Linked DNA regions of Mus musculus: regions 2, 3, 4, 5, 6 and 7 are each linked to region 1. Evidence: chromatin loops called from intact Hi-C (ENCODE). Cell type or tissue: left cerebral cortex. All regions are shown on one strand.

Region 1 (4,000 bases):
TGCTGTTTACTTGGGAACCAAATTTCAATCTGCAGTTTGGCTGGACCCAGCCACAACAAAAACATGCTGAAGGTAACAAGCTCATACGCAAAGTACAGGAGAGAAAGCCTACTTATCAGTTGACCGCTGAACATAAACTGGACTTTGAACTCTTTTAGGAGTCCCATATTTGAAAGGTAATAAGTTGGGCTGAGGATGTAGCTGAATGGGAAGAACACTTGCCTAGAATGTCTGAGTCCCTGGGTTTGGTCACCCCACCCCTGAACACCACAAATAAGCAAGAACTAATAAATCATAGGTCAAGACCAGTGGTTTCAACCTTCCTAATGCTTTGATCCCATATTACAGTTGTGTTGTTGTGTTGTTGTGTTGTAGTGACCCGCAATCATAAATTTTTTTGTTTTGCAACATCATAACTGTAAATTTGTCATTGTTGTGAACAGAAATATAAAATATCTGTGTTACTAATTATTAGTGCGAGCTAATTCATGTTAAATGTACATAATTATTTTTAGGAATTCTGCCATTTGATTTTGCTTCTAAATTCTGCCTATTCACTACTTAGGTCTTACCTCTGTGAAAGGGTCATTTGACCCCCAAAAGGGGTCACAACCCACAGGTTGACAATCTCTGATCAGGAAGATATAATTAAATAAAGTTCAAATAAGCATCATTAATAATTATTAGGGGCTGGAGAGATGGCTCAGTGGTTAAGAGCACTGAGTGCTTTTTCAGAGGTTCTGAGTTCAATTCCCAGAAACCACATGGTGGGTGGCTCACCACCATCTGTAATGGGATCTGATACCCTCTTCTGGTTTGTCTGAAGAGAGCTTCTCTCTCTCTCTCTGTGTGTGTGTGTGTGTGTGTATGTGTGTAAATTATCATACCAGGTAATGGTTGAACTTCTTTCCCTGGGGAGGCAGAGACAGAAGGATCTCTGACATTGAGGCCAGCCTGGTCTACAAAGTGAGTTCCAGGACACCTGAGGCTTCAAAGGCTTACTCCATGGACAAACAAGCCAAATAAAAAATACAATAAAAATAGAAGGCTTAAGGCAAGTAGACATCTGCCAGAGCATTGGGGCACTTTGCTAGACCTACCTAGAGCATACACTCTGCTTTTAAATTATTATTCTATGAAGATAATTTTTAATATCCATTTCCACCTTATTGATTAAAAGCAATTTATGTTAAGAATTACTTAAAAGTCTCCCAGGAGCATACTGAGGTCAAAAATCCATCCTGAACTACAGCGATAATGTTATTCCATTTAGTCTTGCAAGTATTTATTATATGCCTGTATGGTACATGCTGCAGCAGATTCATAAAGATGACAAGGGACCCTGATTGCAGGGACCAGTGTGCTGGTCTAATAGAATTATGATAGAGATGGATCAGTACAAACAAGAGAAAACACCATAACCAACAGACATACAAAGTCCTTAAAGTTCTTCAAAGGAAGCAGTAAGTCAGAGTATAAGTTTAGGTAGAGATAGGACTAGTGACAAAAAGAACAAGAGGATGACAAGACAGTAGGAACATGTGGCCCTCACTCAGGGAATATTTGGTGAGAATTCAAGAATACAGAAGGTGATGGGGTGGAGCATTGGCTCATGCCCTAAGCTCATGGTCTTCAAAACAAGTGGAAAATCTCAAGATCACAGCTGTGGGCCAATTCATTCATCTTTAAAAATAGTGCTTCTGCAATTGGAGGTAACATTTAGAAACAAAAAAGGGTGCATGTTGTCTACATCTCTACAGGGGTCTGTTTGATTCTTACAGAGAAGAAACTTGCAACACCTTGCATTTCCAATTACATTCAAGCATATTCTCAAGGATGAGGAATAGTAACATCCATTCCTTATGTATGGACAACTTATGTATGTATGATACAATTACAATAGCTTAAACGATGATGTTTATTATGTAATAATAGTTATAAGCCTCTATGCAGGCATCCAAGGACGAAAATCCTACTCTAGACCATGTTTCTGTAGCAATATAACTTACGCAAACTCAAGCTACAAAAATCTTTCTCAATTTTATGTTAAGTATCTTATGGAAAGTTGTGAGTCATTGCTAGAGAAGAACAATTAACCCGCAGATGCAATAATCTGACCCACACTTGCTTTACAGGAAACACTCATGTGGATTATCTCTATGTTATAAATTTTTGTTATAGATACTGATGCTAACAGAAACTTCAGCCACAGGAAATCAACAGGAATATTGCTAACTAAGCTGGCCCACTTCACTGGAAAGGAAGCACAAAAAATATCCAAGCAGAGAAAAACACAGTGAAAACAACAAGAAAATGACAGATTAAATATGAACTACATGTCCCTAGAACACAAAAACATTAGAAACAGGAACAGAGGAAATTAGTGGTTTCTCTGCCCTCTGGTGGCAATAAAACCAACCACAGCATTAGAAAAGTAAAAAGCACAACAAACAAATCTGTTATGAAATCAGATGTTTGCCCTTTGCCAAAATGCCCGTGGTAAAAAAATAAAACCCTGATTGTCGCATGCTACCTTTCACCTTCTGAAGTAGTTTCAGGATATTTAATTTTCAGATAAGTCATCTTACAGTGGAAAATAGAGTGTTTTCTTTTTTTTTTTTTTCTTCTGTGTTACCTTTCTGTGTTATATATTCAGTAGGTTAAAATCCCCGAATTCCGAGATAATTTCATAAAACTTCATGCGGAGTGTTGTTTGATTTATAGTTAATTCCCCGTCCCCAATCCTGTGAGCACAATGTTTCTAAGAGGTCCACCAGAAATAGTGAATTAGTTTAAAATGCTGGTGTATTTATGTTATCAACAAAGGCATGCCATACTCCCCAAAGCCAAAGCTTTCCACCAGCTGGTCTGCTCTGTGTGCAATGAATTTCATCCTCAGGTTTGCCTTAGAATAGCAAACTTAACATGGGTGCCAGTATATTATATACTCAGTAGTTAAATGAAAATTCCTAGTCTCTCTTTTATGTAGTTTTGCTGTAAATATATTATTTGCTTCCAGTACCAAAGAAGTTTTTAAACAAACAACTCAGGATGAATGTCCCCTCCTTTTTTGCAAAATTGCTTTGCATATTCATTTACTCCAAATAAGCTTATGGAGATGACTACTGCATCTTTTAAAGTGTTGCTTTCTGAAGAAAGTAAAACTGTTATTTTTTTCAGCCAATGCAATGTGCCAAGAAAATAAACAGAAATATGGTGTGCTAATATAAATTATAAATAGCCAAGAACTTATGTTCATTGATGAGGATGACCAGAGGTGACAAAAAAAATCCAAGAATTTTAATCTCAGCTTTTATCCTGTGGTCTTCATGTGCTGGTCCCCAGCACACACACACACACACACACACACACACACACACACACACACACACACACTTAAATAGGAGCCAGCCTTAAATAGGAGCACCAAGAAAGTAATTTTTTTCCTCTCTTAAAATTTGCAACTCAGGTACACGCATGACTTGGATTATCCTATTTGTCTCAAGATGGTAACATTTTATTCAAGGTTTTTGTAAACTCTTATTCTCACCTGGAGTCCCCAGGTGTACCTCCCGGACTTCTTTCTGTGACTCCTTGAAGGCTGACAGCTGGGTATACATGCATACTTTCTGAAGAACCATTTACCAGTCTTTCTTGAATTAAACAAAGAGGTGTACAGAGCAAAACAGAACCAAAGTGATTGTCCTAACCAGGAAGTTTTCCTTTCTTTTTCTCTTCAAGTGCTCTTTGCTCTCACTCCTGCTGGGAGTCTACAAGAGTTCACAGATTCCTGCCCCAGTGTTTCACTGACCTGCCTGTTCATTTCTTTGCTGAAGGGCAGAGATGGGGAGCAATCTGTGGGGTCACAGTGGAATGAGTGGTCTTGGGAGAAAGCTGGATTAGCCAGTCCCTGCTCAGTAGGAGGACACTTCACTACCACACACCTAACCAGACAGATCACCAGGGCACAGGGTGCGGCCAATTGCAAGTATCTGGAGGC
Region 2 (4,000 bases), 180 kb before region 1:
TTTATGTAACACATTTATTATCAAAGTGTTATGGTAATAAAATTGGAGAATCAAGCCATTTGTTCCAAAGTTGAATCTAATGTAGTCTTCACAGCTCACCAGGTAGATGTGGACAGAAACTGATTATGGAAAGCATAATGTTTATATCTAAGCAGTATTCAAAGAGATTTTGCATTATCCCTAAAAGAAATATTAAAGTTCAACATGGAAATTCTGAGGACAATGAATGTTAATCACAGGTTGAGTTTTTACTTTAATAAAGTTTATAGTTTAATAAACTTATTTAATAAAGTTCTAATTACATTTGGGGTTCTGGGCAGATTCCTCTGTTTGTCCACATTGGAGAAATGTCTGCAAAGCAAAAAGAAAAGAGGAGACCCAAAGGATGTGGAAATGATATGCTCTATAGTTGAGAGTCTGGGTATCCTTGTGAGTTCCCTAGTCTTCCAAACACAGCTTAATAGGAAGACTCATGAGGAGCAAAGCATTGTGTCATGTTCCAGTGTCTGTCCCAGCTCCCTCATGCCACCCTCCTACCTAGACTTCTTCATTAGAGCAAGAACCAGTCATTGCTTATGTTGCTCTTTCTACCTGTCACAAAGTGTTGTGGGCATGTGAACGTAATTTCCAAGGTGGACCATTGAAAAGGCACTTAGGGGTTCAGAGGACATAAGTTTATTATGCTTGCTGGGAGATTTACATGTGAGATTTGATATTGCTGCCATTTTGGCACCATGATCAACCTGCTGAAAATGCAGGTAACACAGAGAGAAGGGAGAAATGGCAATGCATAACGTGCCAAAAAGCATCATCAGGTTGAAACATCAAAGAGTAATAATTTATTTAGTTATAATAAGTATTAGAAAAAGGTGGCTTTGGGGAAAACATCTGATAAGTGTTAGTGTTACAAGTTATTTTTTTTTTTAAAGAACTCAGTAACATTAAAGTCCTCAATACAATCCTTAGGCAAATTGTGTATCTGATTCAACCATGTGATGGAAATAGCACAGAATTATTAGTGCTAAAGGTTTCACCAATTAAGAGTAGAGTTTGCTATAAAGATAGCTAATACCTAATTTCGTTAATTATTAAAACAAATAATTTGTACATATTGTGATAAATAGCATTGTAACAGGAGAGGAAATTATCTGCAAATTATGCACAACTTTGGGATACACACACACATATACATATATATATGTGTGTGTGTGTGTGTATACATATATATATATATATGTGTGTGTGTATATATATATAAAATTGCTGTGACTTTGTAAAAACCATTCCTTCAATTTTCAGCGAAGTCGGACTATCTTAAAAACGATATCAAGCAAGTCTGGAAAGCACTGAAGTTAAACTAAAGACTTGCTACTGACTTATATAGCTAAGCATGCCAAGTTGTCATGGCAACTTTTGTTCAAAGATGAAAGCAATTTATTGTTTATCTAAGCATGTAGGCACACAAGTTGTTAAATCCCAGGGAGGTGTTTGTTTCAGACATTCAGGAAAGCTATAAAATAGATGTTTCAAAAATTTGACATTTTAGCACCAGTAAATTATTCAAACTACATTTTGTCATTTCCTTAGGCATAATGATACTTAAAGAATTACTAAAGGTCACTCTGGGCACAAAGGGTTTCATTTTCTCTTCTAAATAAAACTATTTCTAACACAAGAGACAATAAAACAATGTGCTAGTGTGATATGCCTTCTTGCCAATTCATTTAGGAAACCAACTGTTACTGAAAGTAGATGGCTCAGTGGGTGACTCTAAATGCTATAAACTCAGTTTGTCAAAAATTTCTGCAAATGTACAGCTGTAGGAAAACATAGGACATCTTCCAAAAACCTCAGAGGGCAAGTCATCATAGCTATAGGCAGGCATCCTGCAAGAACCAGTCTATACCATCTATCCTCAGCAACTTCTTCTGCCAGGGCTGTTGAGACAAATAACTATAGTGCAGATGCTTAGACCAAACCATAGCATTTGAACTTCACGTTCATTTCATTGAGAACTACAAAAAACTGAGAACTTATTGTATAGCCATCCATGTGCTAGTAATTTCATACATCTGAATATATTAAACATACTCAAGATTCTCAAGCATAGTCATAAACTTATGACTACCACATAAAGATTAGTCTATAATAAATGGGTTTTTAATGTTCTTTACAGATGTGGAGGTTCATTTCATTCTTGTAAAAATGCTTTGGCAAGGCATAATTATTTATTTAAACAGAAAGATATTTGAAATATCAAGTGTGTAAATCAGACATTCCAGACAAAAAGAGAAAGAACATTAATTCTGTGTGATCTAAATGAATGTGCTACACTAAGAAAGTAAAGGGCACGAAAACAAAACTGAAGAAAGAGCAAAGTGAGAGTGAGGGCTGGAAGATGAACTTGTGAGAAAAATGTGACTGTATTTGTACTCTGCCCACCCAGCCTCCAGAAATACACAACACAAAATAGAAAACACAGACAGGCAATATGTCTGGGATAGATGCTGTAGTATAAACCTTGTAGACTGTCCCTCAAAATCTATATATTAAAGACTCAGCTCCCAACATCCTTGAAGTTTTCTAGAGGGTGTTTACTGGGGTAGTTAAAGTTAAGCAATGTCATCAGAGTGGAACATGGATGAGATTGGGTTAATAAACAAAAAAAGCATGGCTTTTCTCCCTTCCCCTTCTGGACGCTCCCTTCCACAGTCTCACCCCTTACGTTCCTCTTCTCCTCTGTTAGATTCCCACCTTCCTCAGAATAGGTTCTCAGACATTTTGCAACAAAATTGTGTCTACTTGAAATTTCCTGTTGATAGTCTTTTCCCTTTTCATTCCCTTGACACTGGTTTGCTAGAACCTACTAAATATCTCAGGTAAGCCTTAAACTCATGGCCATCTCCCAAGTGCTAGCATTATGGGAGTGAGTCCACACACTTGGATCAAGAGAAATTCTAAAATCAGTATCCAAAACAGACAAATCAGATAATATGCTGTAGTAAGAAAACATTGCATAATCTAACACCTTCATTAAATCTTCAAACAACAATCTATGAAATCTCAAAACAAACTCACGACTCAATGTCTCCCCTACCCATTATATTTTTTAAGTAAAAGGGAACATCTTTCTAATTCACAGAGATACAGAGAAAATATGACATCAATGAGAAATTGTTGAACATAGAGTGCCTACTATACTTGAACATATAGTATCAGTCATGGAGTTACTGAATTGTCTATCAGTGGATTCCAGTGAGCAGTTAGCTATGTGCTGCCCTGGCTCTGTATAGAAGTGCAGAAGCTATGACAAACATCTAAAGTTAAGCACTGACTCTATGTCAAAAATATGTCACAAAAGGTCACATGCAATTATGACAATTCTAAGCGGGTGTACTGGCTAGTTTTGTGTCAACTTGACATAGCTGGAGTTATCATAGAGAAAGGAGCTTCAGTTGAGGAAATGCCTCCATGAGATACAACTGTAAGGCATTTTCTCAATTAGTGATCAAGGGGGAAAGGCCCCTTGTGGGTGGGACCATCTCTGGGCTGGTAGTCTTGGGTTCTATAAGAAAGCAGGCTGAGCAAGCCAGGTGAAGCAAGCCAGTAAAGACCATCACTCCATGGCTTCTGCATCAGCTCCTGCTTCCTGACCTGCTTGAGTTCCAGTCCTGACTTCCTTGGTGATGAACAGCAGTATGGAAGTGTAAGCCGAATAAACCCTTTCCTCCCCAACTTGCTTCTTGGTCATGATGTTTGTGCAGGAATAGAAACCCTGACTAAGACAGCGGGTATATAATTTCTTTGCATTATGAATGTATAGCAATAATATTCAAATTATTATGTATTGAATGTGAAATACCCCTCAGAGGCTTATGTCTTGAATGCTTGCTCTCCAGTTGATACCACTATCTGGGAAGTTTGTGGCAATTTTAGGAGGGAGGCCGTAGATGAAAGAAGGAAGTCCCTAGGACAGTCAAGTGTCCTGGCTTGTCCATTG
Region 3 (4,000 bases), 970 kb before region 1:
ATTCTCTCTTCTATCTTTTGTATTCTGTTGGTGATGCTTGCATCTCTGACACCTGATCTCTTTCCTAGGTTTTTTTTTATCTCCAGGTTTGTTTTCCTTTGTGATTTCCTTTTTTTTTTTTTTGTTTCTATTTCCATTTTTAGATCCTGGATGGTTTTGTTCAATTCCTTCACCTGTTTGGTTGTGTTTTCCTTTGACTCTTTAAGTGATTTTTTATTTTTGTTCCCTCTTTAAGGGCTTCTATCTGTTTACCTGTGTTCTCTTGTATTTCTTTAGGGGAATTATTTATGACTTTCTTAAATTCCTCTATCATCATCATGAGATGGGATTTTAAATCTGAATCTTTCTTTTCCAGTGTGTTGAGGTATCCTGGACTTGCTGTAGTGGAAGAACTGGGTTCTGATGATGTCAAGTAGCCTTGTTTTCTGTTGCTTATGTTCTTGCCCTTGTCTCTAGCCATCTGGTTATTTCTGTTGTTGACTGGTCTTGCTGCCTCTGACTGGAGCTTGTCCCTTCTGTGGGTTTGCAAGTCTGTGATTAGGTGTGTCAGCACTCTTGGGGAGACTAGCTCTCCTGGATGGGGTATGGATGTGGATAGCTGTGGGACAGCCTTAGCTCTGGGGTCCAGATGCAGACTGGAAGGATCCTGTCCCCAGATGCTCCACTGTTACTGTGCCCTGTGAACTCCTGTCTGATCCCACTTTGGACAGTTATTGGAGTGAAAGTGGTGATCTTACCTCTGAGCTTAGGAGTGAGAACACTCCTGGGAGACCAGCTCTCTCCTGGTGGTATTTGTGTGTGGAAAGCTGTGCAACAGCCTTAGCTCCCCAGGGCAGATGAAACCTGTTCTTCAGAATTTCAAACTGGACACATACTTGAAACTGTTTAGTAGGGTTCTAAGCATTTAGCCTTGGCCTGGGTTTGCATCTTTTCTCTCTCTTATTTTGAGATTTCCAGTTTCATGAACTAATCATCTATTGAAATTTCTGACTGTTTATAATATGGATAGGCATTGTGGGCTTATCTAGTCTACAACTCTGTATCCATGAATTCATGTTTGTAATTACACATATTCTATTGGTTCTATTTCAAGAATCCAGAATAATATACCACAAGTGGTCCTCCATGAAGGGTACTTGTGTTAAGAAAGAGACTTGCTTCTCTTTCATCCTTTACGGAATTATTAATTGGTCAGTAGGGAAGGTTATTAAAAAGACACACTCATTAAAGACAGATTAAATATTAATTTTCAGCTAAGTATAATGAGATAGTATGAAAGCATGTTAAGGCTGGTGAACATTTAGAGTAGATTACATCATAGAGTGTAATTTATGTTAACGTGTTCAGTTTAAACTGATAGGGAGATCTGGTAGATTTTTATATATTGTTCTTTGTAAATTACCATTTAGGTACCATTAATTTCAAAAGGGAAAGATTAGTGGTACATGTCTACTTTTAAAAATGCATAGCTAATAGGATCACTGATAGTTAAACATGAATAGATTTAATTATATGAACACAAGAGGGCAGCTGTGTTCTATTCCTGAGTGTTGTTTGATACAGTATATTAGGAGCAAACTGAAATTGTGCATAATTAGAATGATAAATTCTGATTACAAAGAAATTTTTTATATATAGACATAATAAAATTATTTAATTAGAACCCAGTTAATTCTGCTTTATACCCCTCAAATCCTCACTGACAAATAGTTGACAGGCAATAAAGAAATGAATATCCTACTGATTAGCCTTGCAATAGAGCCTGCATTTGCACTGAACCTTCTATCAATGGCTTGGAAGTCATTTGACTTACCTGGAAGTGGAGTTGGGGCTTGAAAGGAGGTATTCTTAAAGTGCGGGATAGTCTGGTACTCTTGGGGCAGCATAAATATTATAATGAAATGAGTATTCTGTGCAGAACTCAGCAATCCTATAGGATTAGACAAAATGTATTTACCTGCTGTGCAGTATCATTTACCTTAGAATTATTTTAGTTTATTATACCATTGATGGCAATCATTTGATACCAACAACTGGCACAAATCTGGCATTGTATCTGAGGTCTCTTGCATGGTTTCTATGAAATGATCCTATTCATGCAGGTTCTACGTGCTAAGGTAATGAAACCTAAACAAAGGATGCCTAACATGGCCCAGGTCCGAATATGCCCAGCTTAAGTGGCTGAACAGTATGGTGGATCTGGGGAAGAAGAATTTTGCTTCAACACATGCCAGAAATGGAGCTGTGATGTATCACCATGCTTTAGCAAGAATGGTATTGGCTTGGGAAAGATGTATAAGTTTTATAGAAATGGGGAGTCTCTCCCAAAGCATATGTTATCAACTATTTACTTAATTTCCATAAATATTTATTACCTCAATGTGATATGTCTTGGTTTATGATGGGTGCAAACATGCATACAAGGTTCCCTGCCAAGTCTTAATTCACCACAAGGAGTGACATGGAATAGGTTTGGTCTAAGTACGTACCTAGACCAGAGGGCCCATTATGTTTCTAGATAGAAGCTCCTTTGGCCATGGGAGCATTTGTTCAAGCAGAGTTTGGCATGTTGATTTGACAAGTTCCTACTGATGCCAACAGAGCTGGGAATAGGCTCTGCAGGCCAGTGTGGGAGACTTCACAATGTGACAGGACGGTGGAACCAATGCTGAAAGCAAGGGGGTGGCCTCGGAATTCAAGAGCTGACTGTGATACAACCACTCTGGAAATCAGTTTGGTGGTTCCTCAGAAAATTGCACATAGTACTACCAGAAGATCCAGCAATACCACTCTTGGGTATATACTCAGAAGATGCTCCAACTTGTAATAAGGACACATGCTCCACTATGTTCATAGCAGCTTTATTTATAATAGCCAGAAGCTGGAAAGAACCCAGATGCCCCTCAACAGAGGAATGGATACAGAAAATGTGGTACATTTATACAATGGAGTACTACTCGGCTATTAAAAACAATGAATTTATGAGATTCTCAGACAAATGGATGAATCTGGAGGATATCATCTTGAGTGAGTAACACAATCACAAAAGAACACACATGATATTCACTCACTGATAAGTGTATATTAGCTCTGAAGCTCAGAATTTCCAAGATACAATTTGTAAAACACATGAAACTCAAGAAGAAGGAACAACAAAGGGTAGATACTTTGATCCTTCTTAGAAGGGGAAACAAAATAACTATGGAAGGAGTTACAGAGACAAAGTTCAGAGCAGAGACTGAAGGAATGACTATCCAGAGACTGTCCCACCTGGGGACCCATCCAGTAAACAACTACCAAACCCAGACACTATGGCAGATGCCAACAAGATTTTGCTGATAGGAGCCTGATATAGCTGTCTCCTGAGAGGCTCTGCCAGTGCCTGGCAAATACAGAAGTGGATGCTCACAGTCATTTATTGGACAGAACACTGGGTATCCAATGAAGGAGCTAGAGAAAGTACCCAGGGAGATGAAGGGGTTTGCAGCCCCCTAGGAGGAACAACAATATAAACCAATCAGTATCCCCAGAGCTCCCTGGGACTAAACCACCAACCAAAGAGAACACATGGTGGGACTCATGTCTCTAGCTGCATATGTAGCAGAGGATGGCCTAGTCAGTCATCAATGGGAGGAGAAGCCCTTGGTTTTGTGAAGATTCTATGCCCCAGTATAGAAGAACGTAAGGGCCAGGAAGCAGGAGTACCCGGGTAGTTTGGTGAGCAGTGGGAGGGGAGAGGGGATTTTCAGAGAGGAAATTAGGAAAGGGGATAACATTTGAAATGTAAATAAAGAAAATATAGGGGGAGGCGACCTAAGCCAGGGGGAGGCGACCTAAGCCACAGCAGCAGCGGTCTCCATCTTGGTCCGGGACCCGCCGAACTTAGGAAATTAGTCTGAACAGGTGAGAGGGTGCGCCAGAGAACCTGACAGCTTCTGGAACAGGCGGAAGCACAGAGGCGCTGAGGCAGCACCCTTTGTGGGCCGGGGACAGCCAGCCA
Region 4 (4,000 bases), 550 kb before region 1:
TACCACCAGACCAGATATGGCACCACTCACCATGGGCTGAACTCTCCCCTATTGGTTATTTATTGAGAAAATGCCTTACATCTGGGTCTCATGGAGAAATTTCCCAAACAGAAGCTCCTTCCTCTCTAGCTTGTGTCATGTTGGCACACAAAACCAGCCAGTACAGGTGGGATATGGAAATAATAGGTAAATGCTGATGGAACTTGGAGTCTGGAAACTTGAGTTCAAGTGAAGATTAACAACTTAATAGTTTAGGGCCATTAAATAATCAGTATACTGTCTTAGCTTTGATATGTCAATATGTACATACAAAATATTGTTTGCAAATATTTAATTAACATATTACAGATATGAAATAAAGCACTGTATAGAAAAGGATTTTGTTTTATGCCTAGAAAATATATCTTTGCCCAGTTAAAGAACAAAATCTAACTGGCACAGGAGTACCCATTAGATCGCAGCTTCTCTAATGTCCCTTAATATTTAGTTTTCCTATGGGGTGAAATATGGATTTATTTGAGACTGAGTTACATCACCTTTTCCACCATCAAGAGGGAGAAACCTGATCCACTTTATGTACTCTGAGTTCTTAATTTAGACTTTCACTTTGAAAGTGTTAGAAAAAAATTTTTTAAAAAAATCTATAAATGGCTATCCGAATTATTCCTTATTAGAGGTAGCAAGATAATTAAAAGATTTCTAAACTTCTCGCGGAGTACTCTTGTTCTTTGCAGAAAAGCTTGAGCATTTTAATGAAGCTGCATTTAAACTCTAGGGAAGCTCAGTCCTTCACACTCACTATGCAGTTCTTCATTCCTCTGAATGCCAAGCATATCATCTGCCCAAAGGCAGTGGGGATAAAGAAAAAGGCTACTGCATGTTGAAAGCAGTGCATGCTCTTGGTACAGAATACTAACTGGGAAGAAAACCATTTCCAGCATACTATTAAAGATGACTTGGTTACATAAGAAAGGAAAAACGATGACTGGATTCTAAAAATAAACAAAGAAGAAAGTACAATTAATTTTTTTCAAATTCTCAAACATTTGTTAGAACATAGAACCTGAGGTGGAATTTTGCTAAAACAACTTGAGCTTTTACCAAATAGCCAATGAAGAAGGATGTGTGTATATAGGACAATAAGGCTGTATTTAGGGAGTGAGGTGAGGATGGAGTGACAGTGATTGGTTGGAAAGGAGCTATGTCGAACAAGATTCAAGAAAGCATTGCTCACATGGAGAAAATAAGTGTCATATCAAAATAACAAATTTTGAGAATAATGTTTTAAATGGTCTGAACTGTTCCAGCAGGAAGGCTTAGACAGGAAAATGTATTTGAATACATAGATTTTAAACTTTTGCCTATTGCTGTTTTGATTTTCTAAGTGTCTAACAGAACTCAAAAGCTAATTCTGTTGAGAAAAGACTGAGTCAAAAGAGCATGGATACTCAAGATAGTGATGTCCTTGTTTGGTGTGGGAGGTGCAAACAGTTTAAGTCACACACTTTTAAAGGAATGGCAATTTCAAAAGCATTGTCTTGCTCTCTGTTGCTCCAGCAGCCCCAATCCTTCAGACTCCTCCCTAGTGCTGCAAAGGAAAAACAGATGCAGCTTTCCTTTCTCCTTCTTCTTGTCTACTGTGGATCCCATAGACAGGGCCCTACTGGTCTTCTTTCTCATAGCTGTGCCTGTGTCCCAACCCCCAGCTCCTTCAGGGCAAGCCCTGCTCAGCCACAGGCAATGTCTACCAGAACACCAAGAAGATTGCCTTCAGGTCTTCTTTTCTCTCTCTATTTCCATAGCAGACACCAAGTCTCAGGTTTGTTCCAGCTGCACTCTCTCTTCCCCTTTGTTTAAGCCTCTTGTGGATCCCACAGATTTTGTTTTAACATCCCAGAAATCATCACCTAGATCTATAACTACTATAAAAGCAGATGCTAGACACCAGCCTAAACAAAACATACAAACAAACAAACATAAAAGCAGTAATAGCATGAAAATATGTCTTCACTAGAGCCCAGTTATCACACAGCAGGCCATGAATATTCCAACATAGCTGAAACACACACACACACACACACACACACACACACACACACCCTCAAAACTACCTATATAAAGATTATTGATGTCCTTAAAGAAGAAATAAAAGCCAGGAAAACTAAAATAAACAATTAGAAAAAGTGAATAAATCCCCTAAGAAAGCCTAGGAAAAAACCAAATAGTTTAAGGAAAAAAAATTGTTCAAGACCTGAAAATGAAAATATAAGAAATATGTCAAGTGGTTGTGGTTCATGTCTTTAATCACTGCACAGGGGAAGGTAGAGGCAGTCAGGAACTCTGTGAGTTAGAGACCAGTCTGGTTTATAGAGATCAAGTTCCAGGATTGCCAGGATAACACCAAGAAACCCTGTCTTGAAAGACCAAAAACGAAGAAACAAAACAACAACAACAAAACCAAAACTCAAAACAAAGAAAAGAAAGAAAGAAAGAAAGAAAGAAAGAAAGAAAGAAAGAAAGAAAGAAAGAAGAGGGGAGGGGAGGGGAGGGGAGGGGGGAGGGGAGGGAGGAGAGGAGAGGAGAGGAGAGGAGGGGAGGGGAGGGGAGGGGAGGGAAGGGGAGGGGAGGGGAGGGGAGGAGGAAGAGGAAGAAGAGGAAGAGGAAGAGGAAGAGGAAGAGGAAGAGGAAGAGGAAGAGGAAGAAGAAGGGGAGGGGAGGGGAGGGGAGGGGAAAGAGGAAGAAGAAGAAGAAGAGGAAGAGGAAGAGGAAGAGGAAGAAGAAGAGGAGAGGAGAGGAGAGGAGAGGAGAGGAGAGGAGAGGAGAGGAGAGGAGAGGAGAGGAGAGGAGAGGAGAGGAGAGGATAGAGGAGAGGAGGACAGGAGAAGAGAAGAGAAGAGAAGAGAAGAGAAGAGAAGAGAAGAGAAGAGAAGAGAAGAGAAGAGAAGAGAAGAGAAGAGAAGAGAAGAGAAGAGAAGAGAAGAGAAGAGAAGAGAAGAGAAGAGAAGAGAAGAGAAGAGGAAGGACAAAAAATTCTGGAAATTAAAAATTCAAGCAGGAAGTACAGATTCAAGCTTCACCAACAGAAAGCAGGGAAAAGAATCTCAGGCATTGAAGATACTATAGAAGAGATGAGTACATTGTTCAAAGAATATGTCAAATCTAAAAATTTCCTGACTCAAAACTTCCAGAAAATTGGGGACACTATGAAAAGATCAAACAAGAATAACAAGAACAGAAGGACAAAACCCCAGCTCAAAAGTATGGAAAATATTTTTAACAAAATCATAGAAGAAAAATTTCTTAATCCAAAGAAATATGTGCCTATAAAGATACAAGAAGCACACAGTACACCAAATATATTGGACCAACAAAGAACGTTTTCTCAGCACATAATAATCAGAACACCAAGTACAGAGAACAAAGAGAGAGTATTAGAAACTACAAAGAAAAAAGACCAAGTAACATACAAAGGCATACCTATTAGAATTACATCTGACTTCTCAGTGGAGACTCTAAAATCCAGAAAAGCCTAGACAGATGTGCTGTAGACTCTAAGAGACCACAGATGCCAGCCCACACTACCATAATCCAGGAGAACTTATAATTACTATAGATGAAGAAAACAAAATATTCTTTAATAACTTCAAATTTAAACAATGTCTTCTACAAATCTAGCCCTACAGAAGGTACTGTAAGGAGAATTCCAACATAAGGTTGGGAAATAAATAACCTCATACCAGCAACCAAAAGATGGAAGCACACACACACTCCCATGGCCCATCAACACTAGGAGCAGCAAAATAAGAGAAATCAACAATCACTGGTCATTGGTATCTCTCAATATCAATGGTCTTGATTCCCTAATAAAAAGACACAGACTAACAGAATGCAACATCCAAGAAACACGCCTCAATATCAAGATTAGACATTATCTCAGAGTAAAAGGTTAGAAAAAGACTTTCTAAGTAAATATACCCAAGAAGCAAGAGATGTTTCATTT
Region 5 (4,000 bases), 830 kb before region 1:
CATTATACAGTAATAAACAGGCTTTCAATTTCTGTGAAGTTGATTAGGGCAAGTTTGCCTCTGAGGGATGATGGAGCTACTTCAATGTACTCAATAAAATCAAGTCTCTTAACCTAACGCCTGAGACCACACTTAGGGCTACAGTGACTTCATCAAGGTGGATAGAACCTTGTGGGAACTTGAAAAGCAGCCAGCTATGACACTCAAAATTATGAAAACTCTCTCTGTAGAGAAATTTTAACCTGCATCTTACTATATTTTATTTGAATAGAGGAAGGGACACTCATTTTCTTTTATGCATGCTCTTCCTGTCTTTTCTGGGAGAGATGAAGAAACCTGTGGCAGACACCTTAGTAGGTAGGGAAGGAAAGCCATATGAGGCTCTGACTCTTACCTAGGCTACAATCTCTAGATCTCTGTCCATTTCAGGTCATGTTCTGATGAGCTGCAAAATTTATTTAGAGAAACATAAGTGTGGGGAAAAATACTAATCTTTAATCCATGATGCCTTTAATTTTGTGTTGAATCCCCCAATGACACTTGAACTGATATAAAATTCTGTCACCTGCTCTTAAAATTCAGAGATAGTTCCCAAACCACTGAGACTAATTTTCCTATGACAAATTGAATAGCACACGCTTCAGGAAAGTGACTTTGACAGATGAACAGCAGTGAGCATTAGCAGGAAAGATGCTGCCTGTTGACTGTTGAATGATGCTTTGCGTTTCTATTGCTGCCGCTCAAATGAGTCTGGTGCACAGACTCATCATACTGAAGCAGCAGGGGCTCCCACAGAAGTGTATTTGAGAACTATGATGCTGTTTTTGGAAGATAACTGAAGTGAGATTGACAGTAATGTGCCTCTTTAATTTCGGAAGGAAGTTTTGGGAAAAATCATGTTTTACTATGATGAATTCCATTTAAATTTCTCCTGTGATTAAAGAAGAAAATTTAAAACACCAGTGATTTCCCCTTTCCTTATCAAATTAAGAGCTGGACTATAGCTCAATCAGTAAAGTGCCTACCATGCCAGCATAAGGATCTGAGTTTGATTCCCTAGACCCCAAGTAAAATGAACAGCATGGTGACATCTGCATGTAATGCCAATGTTGAGAAGGCTTCCTGAGGCTCATTCACCAGCCACTCTAGTATACTTGGTGAGATTTATGGGAATGAGAGATTTTGCCTCAAACAACAAGGCAGTGGTGACTGAGGCATAGCTCCTAAGGCTGTCTTCTGGGTTCCATATGTCTGTACACATACATTCACATCCATGCCTACAGGTACATTCACATACACACACAGACAGAGACACGCAGACACGCAGACACACAGACACACAGACACACAGACACACACACACACACATACACACACACACAGACAAAGAGACAGAGAGACAGAGTGACAAAGACAGAGAGAAAGACAGAGAGAAATTCACCAATGAACACAGAAAAAAATTAAAATTATGAACTGTCTCCTTTAAGTACTGATGAGCAGCTTTTATGTACAGAATCCTGTCTTGGCCAATTACTGGAAGAAGTGAGATGCAGACAGATGATTGGTTACACAGCATCTACCCTGTATGGACCACTCAGATCCAAGGCTGTGAGTTGAACACATGCTTGTAAGATATTTACCAATTCTCATTGCTTAAGTCTACTCCAAGGCACCTTCATTAGTCTTTGAGTACATTAAAGATGTGAAACGTCCTGAACTAAAATTATTTAGCATGTACTTGAATTTAAAACTGCAAGGCATGGAATGAACAGTGTTAGAAATCCTTATAAGCGAGTATAAGTCACATTGCAGAGAGGCTGCCATGTGCTTTAATCCTGTGTTGACCAAACAGAGGGTGTTTCTTTCAAAGCATTACTTCATGATAGCATATTGCTGCTATCAATTACAAACAGACTGCTGCTTTTTACAGCATGGAATATACATCAAAGAGGTGTGCATCTTCATGGAGCACCTGCAGTGAGGTAAAGTGAGCTTATGCAATGGCAACCAGAGAGTGATAATTTTGGGAGATGACTATTTCCGTGGGAGGATTGGTGTGTGAGTGCAGAGGTCTGGATTTTCCAATAGATGGTGCTGTAGCTTGGCTCTTCCATGTAATCCAAAGGTCTATGTGTTAAGGATTGTTTCCTGGCTTGGAGCTATGGGAAGGTGGCTTAGCCTTTTAGATGGGGATCCTATGGGATGTATGTAAGTCACTGGAGTATGCTCTAGAATGGGACTATTGGACTCTGATCTCATTTTCTCTTTCAATCCCTGGCCATGAAGTCAGGGGTTCTTTTTTGTTGTTTTTTCTCTACCCATGTTCCTATTGTGATATGCCACTGGCCTATCACACCTATCTCACCGTGACTGGCCTAAGCCTGAAGCATTAGTAATGGACTGGAACTTCCAAAGTGAACCACTTCTGTTTAAAAGTTTAAAAGTTGAGTGTCTCAGCATTTTTTATTGTAATTGAAATCAGGTAGACAGGGTAGTTTTATGATTGTAGAAGGTTTGGATAAATGAGCTTTATTTGGAAAGGAAACTATGAACATGGGGTCTATGTTCAATGGTATCCAAGGAACAAAGGGCAAGCTGGTGACCTGGGAAAATTCCAGTTTCCCTGGATAGTGAATTCACTAACAATCAGAATCCTTTCAGATGGCACCAGCTGCTGGAACAAAGCCTAGGGGTTCCTAGTTCACTCTGGTCTAGAGCAATTTAGGAAGGAGATACTGTATGTGTTAAAGGGGCACTGGGGCTCAAGGAGACAAGAATAAATGCTAACTCCAAGAGATTCTTTCTGCTCTGATTTAGAAACCAAGTATGAAAGCCAAACTTCTACCAAAGAAAGTTCACATTTTAACACAAGTAAAAAGAAAGTTGATTTATTTGTTTGAGCTCAAAGACAGTTACACAGAGTTTATCTTATTAATGTCAAAGCATGATCAGATTCTGAAGTATTCAAGGACTATGAAAGCAGAAGTCTCCAGTATGGGATGCTCTTACTGTAATAGCAAGTTCAACAGACAGCGGCTTCTTTGAAACTCTCTCCCCCAACTTAGTAACCTATTCACTCACTTAGCTGGTCTCTGAAACACATTGTAAGTTGTCACCCCAAATTGTTGGATTCAATTCAGCCAACCCTAGCTTTTGAGATTAAAAACAGAGACTCACCTCTATGTTACAAGCCTTACAATCTTCTTAAAATTTCTCTGAGAGGTTCTCCCCACAAAGGCAACTGGTATGAGAAGGGTGTCATTACATGGTCTCTGGTGGCTCTGAGCTTTCTATTTAATGATCTTTGTGCTTTCATGGCATGTTTTGCATGCTCTCACTCTTTTTTTTTTCCATAGGAACAGCCCCTCATTCAAAATCCCAGAAATATAATAAATTCCATTATATCTGTCTGAAATGAGGCAGGTATGAAATTGCCAGTGCAGCACAGTTGTCATGAAGCTTTGTAGTGGTGGAGGTAATTACGTATGTTCCTGTCCCTGGAGACTTTAAGCAGAGCCTGAGCCTTTCATTAGATGCCTTCTATCGTTTTGTCACTAGACAGTGCTACCTATCCGTATCTCCCTGTTCTGATCTGTTAAGAATGCTCCTCAGTCCCTCCATTTTCTTCTTCTCACTCCCCTCATTCTTCCTTTCCCCTCTCTAATACCCTTTACTTCTTTCTTCTGAGAAGATCAGTTTTGTCTTTGTTTTATTGATCGATTACAGGCTGGTGCTTTCCAAACTGTACTTTCCAGCATTTCATGGAGCTTTCGTCCATTCAGGTTGGCATGCATCAAACAAACAAATCCCCAAACATAGACTGTGAGCTTGTGACTGTAAATATTTATTTCTCACAGTTCCTAAAGGTAGAAAAATTCAAAGATCAAGTAGATTCCAGTAGATTTAGTGCAGGGAAAGGACCTGCCTCCATTACAGACTGACACATTTGTATGTTCTTGCATGTCAGATGGGGGCCGGGAGATTCATTTTTTTGTTCTCA
Region 6 (4,000 bases), 1.1 Mb before region 1:
TTCTTCTTGCCAGTAGATGCCCCTCCTACTTTCATGTCTTTGTGTGTGTTTGACACACTGAGTTTACTGAAGGCTGCCTGCAAGGACGAGGGTTGGGGGCTATTTGCTGGAGCATGGGCAGAGCTATATTCCTCTGAAGAAAGTGACACCCAAAGTGGATTCTTGCAATTCCTTGCATCTCAGGAGCACACTTGTTGGTATTGCACACTTGTTGGTATTGTCACACTTGTTGGTATTGTCACAAGCAAGAATCTGTTCTGTTTCCCTTCTTCCCATTTCTTCATTTGTATCCGAATGACATCATTTGATGTTCATGTCTTGCAGTCAGGGATCTTCTTTTATGAGAGCCATGCTAGCATGTCATATATGTTATGTCTTCAGCAGCAAGCATTCTTGTTTATATATAGTATATATAACCACATAAAATATAGTCACAGTTTAAACTATTTTCTCTGACAAGAAATCTTGGCCACTATGAATTTAATCTTGATCCGTTCTACATTATCTGTCAACTCAGAAGGAGGACTTCATGTCCTGTTGGTAATATTTGTGTTTACTCTCCATATGGTCAGTCCCTCAGAACTCTAGCCTGCTGTGGTACCGTTTCCACCCTTGGTACATTTGGATGCTGACTTCACCAGCTCTTGCAACTGGTAACTCCTGGACACTACTGGCTCCACTTTGTACATAGCCAGATGCCACATGTTAATGATTGACTCTGATTTGACCTAAAGTTATTTCCATGCCAATTCTAACAATAACCACCCATTCACTTGAAAGCATTTTAACTCACAGAATAGATCTGGATCAGATGAAGAAATACTCATTCTATAAGGTATGGGAAAAGTGAAGGCAGTCTTTTAAGTAGCAAAGCCCACTGTGCTCAGTATAGCGCCACTCCAAGGCTAGATCCCCAAACCTTCGTCTTAAGGGAGCTTCAGTTCTTAGCATTGGCAAAACACGATTTGTTATTTGTATGTCCACTCTCTTTTGCACATCGCCATCCCAAGGTGCACACTGCACATAATTGGTTCACACTTACAGAGATTAATTTTTAATTTATTTAAAAAGTATTGGTATTTGGGTCAAAAGCAGTATATTATAGTTTCTGGTGTTTGAGCCATGTTGACAGCTTGGAATTAGCCTTTGGTGTCAGGGCCCTTGGATTACATTGTCCTGCCTTCACCACGTTTAGCATCCACTGGCACCCACATCTCAACCACCCTTGCATTTCTGTTCTGGTTTCAAGCTTTTCTCTGTGACACACACACTCATCTCTCCATCTTCTGCACCGTCTGCTTTCTTCATTCTCCAATGTCTGGCTTTTGTCCTGCGGTGGTGCTTGCTGGGCTGTCCCCTACCCACACTCAGGCTGATTCTCCTAGGAACATGAGGATTCATGTGTAAATGAGCAAGAGTGTTTACCTCTCACCTGCAACATTTCTTTTCAAAATGTTGATGTTGGTTTTGCGGTAGAGAAAAGTGAATCAAATTTTAGTGTACACACTGTCATCTCTCCAACATTTTATTCATTAGTCACTGAGTTTGATCTCCCGTCTGCCTCAGGCTGTATCATAGAAATAATTACATCACTCAAAGGGCCAGAGAGTTTGATGTTCTCTGAATCATTTACATATTAAAATTGTATGATATTATATATGTCTTAAATTTTTTATGAGTTAGATAACCTTTTAAATATTTGTATAAAATGAATAGAAGTTTTCTTGATGTCTATTGGTTACTGGATTTTTAAAAAAACGTTGAAAAAGAAATTTGTTGTAGGTATTTGCCAAAGTTCAGTGCTGGTTTGCTGTAAATGGCTATTTTATTACACATCTCTAGATGTATTGGTCTTATCAAAATTTTTGCATTTTAACGTGTCATGTCTAGAGCAGGATGGGAAATTTAAAATCACAAATTCAATGTCTGAAGAAACACTTTGCTGTGGAAATGGAGCTTTCAATTTCCTTATAACTTTATATAAACTTAAAAATTTATGCTATGTTATTCTACATAATCTCCACTAGGAGGCAACAGAGACTATTCAATACAGAAGACAAGCCCCTGCATTAGAAATTTCATTTGCAGATTGGCGTTCAAAGGATTTGGTTTTAGCCCGTATTTTTAGTATATATCCATTATTCTGAGTATAATTCCCTCGACTTCATTAGTTATGGACTTTGATACCATATTAGAATATGTTCTGCCTTAATGCATTCAAATTATAGTTGTTTAATAAGTAGATATTATAAAAAAATCTAAACAAAGCATAAACATTTTTTGATATCTTATTTCAGGTTTAAACTTTGCCTTTTGTTAAGTTAGATTTTATTTAGTTTTAACTTAAGATTCATAGAGTAACCCAAGATGTAATATATGAACTTTATTAAGACTTTCCTGTGGTGCTTTTCTAAAGCCACTTCATTCTGGTTAGAAGTCAGTGACATACATCCTTGCTCCCCAAGTGACAGGGAGCACTTGAAGTCAGGCTCTCTCTGGAACTTTGCCCCTGTGAAGCAACAGCTCTGTGGCCGGTCACAGACACCTTCTCTCTCTTTCTGTTCCTGATGTTCAGTGTTCCTTTTCCTGCTTCTGTCCACAGAGCATCTCCTTGGATCACAGGAGTCTCTTTACTGCACTTCTTCCAAAGCTGCATGCATTCCCCTTCACTCTGTACAAAGCTATTTTTTCCTGTAACTCATGGGCAGTTGATCTTTACCTTTGTAGGTCCCCGCAGCCTTGGATCTCATTTGCTTGCTGAAGTCTTTTCAAGTAGGACTAATTCGAAATATCTGGTCTCTAGTGCTAGAAGTCTTGTTCTTCTGCTGCTGGTCTAAAGTACAATGCCATCAATACTTTTTCTGGTCTCTTCCAAATTTACCTTCTCACGTATGTCATAATACCAGAGGGCCTATGCCAACAGCTTCAACTTATAAATCCAATAAATTGGAGCTGGAGAGGTGGCTCCAATGGCTAAGATCACTGGCTGCTCTTCCAGAGGTCCTGAGTTCAATTCTCAGCAACCGCATGGTGGCTCACAAACATTTGTAAAATGATCTGATGCCATCTTCTGGCCTGCAGGTGTACTTGCAGCTAGAGCACTCATACATAAAATAAATCTTAAAGAAAAAAAATCCAATGAATTGTACCCATTTTCTTTAGGTCCTTTTCTCAGTGCCTCCCACCATCCTTTCCTTGGAATTTAGAGACTTGCTCAATTATCTTTCAGCTTCTCTCTGTCTTCATCACTTCCATTCTTACTCATGGTCCAGCTTCTCTCTATAGCCACCTTCCTGGAGTCTAGTTCCCTCGCTCTCTTCTTTTTGTTTCTATTTCTTCTGCACAGTCTTAAACAGCATTCTGTCCTGTGATAAGAAGCAGTGTCTATATGTCACCTCATCTTGCCCACTCACAATCTGTGGGATCCCATCTAATTGACTGTGCCCCATGCCACATTTATAATTAATCAGTGAATGTTTCTTGGGCTCTTCCTATGGCCACCTACAGTGAGACCGTCTGGCTTTGTCCATTTTTCTTAGCTGCAGAACCTCCTCCACACCAGCTGTTACAGAGACTGGCTCTTTAACAGCATCGTGGCTCCTTTCCACTGGCTTGATTGTTGTGTTCTTTACTAAGAGTTGCTGGGAAACTGGCTCAATCTGTGGCCCAGGGTTACCTGGAACTCACAGTCACCCTGTCTTAGTCTCCCGTGTGCTGGGATGAGAGCCACCACACCCCAGTTAAATTCCTAAATCTTGATTTTAGTCATCAATCTTTTATTTCTAACTTGTTTTCATGTTTTTTTTTAAAGTGGGAATATAAAAGGGATTTTGAAGAAAACAAAGGATTGTATCACTTTGATGCGGAGGCCCCTGAACACCTGCACCATAAAGGAAACGCCACCCTCCAGAGTCAGGTGCGCTTTCTGAGCTCTGCTCATCCCATACCCACTGCTCAGTGCTGTGTTCTTCGAAGAATGGAGCCCAAGAACATTAACGTT
Region 7 (4,000 bases), 380 kb before region 1:
GACTACAGGGATGGTAAAGGGACAGGCACTCTGTACCCTAAAGTACTTGTGGTTTTTTTTAGTCTGTGTCTTAATCACACAACTAGTGAACAGCCTGATTTAAAAAATTTAGGCTATCAAGCCTATGAGCTTACACTATTTAAAAATTTTATGCCATGTCTCCCTGCCAGAGTAGAACAAAAATAGATCTTTTGAAATGATAGCAATATTTTGACATTTTAAAATTTGTGTAATGCTGAATGAAATTAACACGCTAGCACACATTTTTATCTATTTAAGGTTTAATGGTAATTGCACTAATCACACGCAAAAATAATTAGCAAAGTGATATGCATGATGCATTGTTTGACTACAGCAATCACGTTTTCTAGGTACATATACTCAGGGGATCCTTTTTTTTCTTTCTTTTTTTAAGAGAGCAGAGACAGTTGATGGGAAAAGTGGTGTGGCTAACTGATCATTAAAGTAATCAGTTAGGATATAGTAATTAAGAAGGAATTTAGTAGAAAGCTCAATGAAATACAAGATATTTTATTCAGTATTTTTAATAATTCTTACCAGTGAAATGAAGTAATTATTTCATTGAATTAGAAACATTGTTTTAGTTTTGGGAATTTAAGTGAACACATACCAACCAGCAAAGTAAATGAAAGATGATGGCTATTAATTGAATCTTATTTTGATGACTGTATTTAAAAAGTAATCACTATGAAGTCTACATGATATACCAAATTATCTAGTGATGCACATGACAAATTCTAGCCTATTAGAACCATAGACATCAGAAGTGTGTGTGTGTGTGTATGTGTGTGTGTGTGTGTGTGTGTGTGTGAGGTCAGAGGGCAATTTAGGGGATTAAGTCTGTCCTACGTGTGAGGTCCTGTAATAGACCTCAGGTTTTTGGGTTCAGTAGCAAGCCCCTTTACCCACGGAGCCATCTTGCTGGCCCTCTTTTTGAAATAACATTTTGCTGTCGACTCTGCTTCTGTTTTTGTTGTTTATTTGTTTTTTTTAATTATTTACTTAATGTATGTGAGTTCACTGAAGCTGTCTTCAGACACACCAGGAGAGGGAATCAGATCCCATTACAGATGATTACGAGCCACTATATGGTTGCTGGGAATTGAACTTAGGACCTCTGCTCTTAACTCCAGTCCCCCCAACCCCCGCTTATGTTTTGTTAAAGCTCTGTAAACTGCCCCCTAATAGTGTTACTCTTTAACAAGAGTGTAATAGCATTTCAACTAGCTTTGATGTCTTGCCCCACTTTCTGGAGCTCGTGAGAACCGAATATCATCTTTTACCTCCTCTAAGAATAGAAACAAGAAGTAATTTATTTCAGTGTCTCATTTCCCCTCTTGACTTTTCTTAACGATTGAACTAAGACGTACCTTAAAGGAAAAATTCAGTTGTAAGAAATGTGCCACTTCAAGATAAAGAAAGATTTGTGGTCCTCTGGAATGCTTTTCTCTGCTTACTATATGGGTTTGCTAATGCTCATGTCTTCCCAAAGCCTCACAGCAGCTGCAGAGTGAGCAAGACCGAGAGCTTGGGAACGTGCCTTCCTCCCACGCAGCAGCAGCTGGGCCCCGTGGCTCTGGCTTCCCTCCTCGTGGCTCTGCAGACTGCCAGGAAAAGTTGAGGGACACGGCTGCCTGTGTTCACTTCATATTCTCCATGAGTTCTTGTTAGTCACAAATATTTTGGGGGATAGGTAACCAACAGAGTGTTCAGTGGCTCCAAGGACTTTTGTAGGGTGGAAACTGCCTGCCAGCCTGAGGAGTCCTGGACTGCAGTGACAGCTTTGCATCTGGCTGTCACTCAGTCTGAGTGAAAGGCTGTACTATCTAGTCTTTTTTTCTCCACAGGATTGAACTCTGTAGTTGAGTCAGAATCACACTTCTCATAGACATTTTAGGCACTGAGGCTTCTGATCCTTTATGTTTAATTGGGTTTGACAGTATCTTAATGATATAATCAGAATACTAATGAATATACTGTTATAAGAAATAAGAATCACCCTCTGTGATGTTAACATTGATAACTATGCTGTTATTTTCTGTATCCCCATAAATATATTTACTACAGAGTAAAAGGCACCATCCCTGTAGGTTTATTAAATAGAGCTCTGCATGAAATGCACTTGATATGACCACTTGGGGAATAGTGTGCTTTCGTTGGGGGAAGTCACAAAATCTTCTATTTGCATGCATTCCGGGGTTTCTATTTCCTTTAACATTCTATGATTCTGATCATCAAAAATCCTTGGAACTTCCACGTAAGGCACATATGTTGGGTCTCCAAAAATGAAAAGATTTTCAAAATGCAAGATAAATGGTTCAACTTTGTATTTAAGTTTTATTGTGAAATTATTTTACAATTTCTAAATCAAGCCAGAGTGCACAATGTAAGAATGGTGGAGTCGTTTGTTTCTCCCTTTAAGAGAAGTTAACTGCTTAGGTCAGCAATGGGTTTTCTTTACCTATTGTACTCAGGGTTTATTTCATCAACCCATGCCAAAAGTTCCATGAAAAGTCTTATGATAATGGCAATTATGCTTACCTCAAGTTCTAAACTGAGTTATACTTAAAACCAATTATTCAATGTAGAACCTGTATCTAATTTAAATAAAGTATTACCTTGTCACTCACTGGCCCATTGGCTCCATGTGGTGGGAAGCTCTTGTTTACTCTGGTAGGGCTGGCACACAGCAGAAACTCAACGAATAATAAATAAATGTACTAGCAAATGGCCAATATATCAGTTGCTTGTTAAATTTCTGTGTCTTTAGGTTTCTAATTTCTTCCTCCCCATTTGGAAAAAAAACCTACAGCTTTTCTCTAACTTGTGATATGTATAGAGAGAACCAATATTTTCCTCAATCTTCCCTCCCCACAATTTTATTTTAATAAACTAATGTTTTCCAATAGACATGTACACCAAGCTATAGAGATCACTTAAATTTATGTAGTGGAAACAGTCAAAAGTAAAAATAAGAGAAAACCATTTAGAGAGTGGGGCTTTGTTCTTCAGCCTAGGCTGCTCTTAAAGATATAATCTAGCCTCAGACTCCTTAGTGCTTGAGTTCAGTAAAATGCCATTTAATAATTTGTGATTATTTAAATTATCAATGAGATATTCTAAACTCAGTGTGTGTGTGTGTGTGTGTGTGTGTGTGTGTGTGTGTGCACTAGAAAAATTGTCACATCTGGAGCTGCTAGTTATGAGCTGCTTAATGTAGGTGTTAGAAACTAAATTCAAGTCTCCTAGAAAAGTTATCAAGCCATCTTAACCACTGAGACACCAATCCAGCTCCAAATACTGGAATTTTGTTTTTAATGGGAAATGTTTATTTTGTATGATTTTCATTATATAATAATGCTTTATTTCCTTGAGCTTATAATTATTTTTATTTGTTTTCTTGTCAATTTTGATTTTATTACTCATGTTTATTATAATCTTTAATAAACCACAGAATTTATGCCTACAAACATTCAGAAATCATAAAATTTAATAAGGAATGTTGGTTATGCTAATCTAGGCAAAGAGGTACCAGTTTTATAACAAATTTTTGAAAATGTAAAATGCATTTTTATGTTAACATTTGTCTCTGCCAGTTTGTTTGAAGATAACAAACTATATTTTAAAATGGATTTTAAAGCATATATAGACATATCAGATTTTGACCAAAATCAGATATCTTTTGGAAAACAACAATATAGCCAGACAGACACTAAAAATATAAGCTATCTAGCATAAAACTCAAAGAAAATACTTGGTCTCAAATCTTCAGAGGATAATGGAGGATTTTAAGAGATAAGTTAGTGAGAAAGAGACTAAATAGAAGGAAGGGAGAGGATGCTGGGGCTCCTGTATTTTAAGAAAAACATGTAACCCATGGATCTGCTCCTCTTGGCTTGCTTTATTTCCTTCCTACAAATAAGATGTTTAAAAGCCAGGCCCTGTAAATATCATATGATGAGGAATGTCTGTGCCTATA

Evidence for each region. Hi-C counts contacts between places; a loop is a spot of excess contacts. Peaks named below come from ENCODE experiments on the same cell type or tissue, not always from the same donor. Only the 100,000 strongest peaks of a DNase experiment are listed, where the experiment ranks them.
Region 2: it touches region 1 in a loop (3-fold over the local background); 2 of 42 quality-filtered maps call a loop at or near these places.
Region 3: it touches region 1 in a loop (5-fold over the local background); 13 of 42 quality-filtered maps call a loop at or near these places.
Region 4: it touches region 1 in a loop (2.7-fold over the local background); 13 of 42 quality-filtered maps call a loop at or near these places.
Region 5: a loop joins it to region 1, with 5 times the contacts of the local background. A loop is called at or near these places in 10 of 42 quality-filtered maps.
Region 6: it touches region 1 in a loop (10-fold over the local background); 14 of 42 quality-filtered maps call a loop at or near these places.
Region 7: a loop joins it to region 1, with 2.8 times the contacts of the local background. A loop is called at or near these places in 9 of 42 quality-filtered maps.

Annotation. Positions count from the first base shown.
Region 1 is chr2:16,357,939-16,361,938 of GRCm38, reverse strand. The region is part of intron 1 of Plxdc2 (plexin domain containing 2); the gene reads right to left. Among named protein-coding and RNA genes, the nearest start is that of Plxdc2, 3.6 kb to the right of the region's middle. In left cerebral cortex, a CTCF peak has its summit at 2,402 (motif pointing left); DNase peaks (open chromatin) are centred at 2,387, 2,784 and 3,783; H3K4me3 peaks cover 2,165 bases; H3K27ac peaks cover 1,282 bases.
Region 2 is chr2:16,542,813-16,546,812 of GRCm38, reverse strand. All of the region lies in intron 2 of Plxdc2 (plexin domain containing 2), which reads right to left. Among named protein-coding and RNA genes, the nearest start is that of Plxdc2, 190 kb to the right of the region's middle. In left cerebral cortex, no CTCF peak of the experiment used is centred here; DNase peaks (open chromatin) are centred at 1,439 and 1,787.
Region 3 is chr2:17,324,319-17,328,318 of GRCm38, reverse strand. No RefSeq gene overlaps it. Among named protein-coding and RNA genes, the nearest start is that of Nebl, 140 kb to the left of the region's middle. In left cerebral cortex, a CTCF peak has its summit at 1,523 (motif pointing right); no DNase peak of the experiment used is centred here.
Region 4 is chr2:16,903,063-16,907,062 of GRCm38, reverse strand. No RefSeq gene overlaps it. Among named protein-coding and RNA genes, the nearest start is that of 4930515L03Rik, 110 kb to the left of the region's middle. In left cerebral cortex, no CTCF peak of the experiment used is centred here; no DNase peak of the experiment used is centred here.
Region 5 is chr2:17,186,105-17,190,104 of GRCm38, reverse strand. No RefSeq gene overlaps it. Among named protein-coding and RNA genes, the nearest start is that of 4930515L03Rik, 170 kb to the right of the region's middle. In left cerebral cortex, a CTCF peak has its summit at 2,088; no DNase peak of the experiment used is centred here.
Region 6 is chr2:17,413,599-17,417,598 of GRCm38, reverse strand. It overlaps Nebl (nebulette), which reads left to right. Exons shown (of 26, transcript NM_001362722.1): 10 at 3,812-3,916. Among named protein-coding and RNA genes, the nearest start is that of Nebl, 47 kb to the left of the region's middle. In left cerebral cortex, CTCF peaks have their summits at 2,028 (motif pointing right) and 3,083 (motif pointing left); DNase peaks (open chromatin) are centred at 2,021 and 3,463.
Region 7 is chr2:16,735,991-16,739,990 of GRCm38, reverse strand. All of the region lies in intron 13 of Plxdc2 (plexin domain containing 2), which reads right to left. Among named protein-coding and RNA genes, the nearest start is that of 4930515L03Rik, 280 kb to the left of the region's middle. In left cerebral cortex, no CTCF peak of the experiment used is centred here; a DNase peak (open chromatin) is centred at 1,579; H3K27ac peaks cover 222 bases.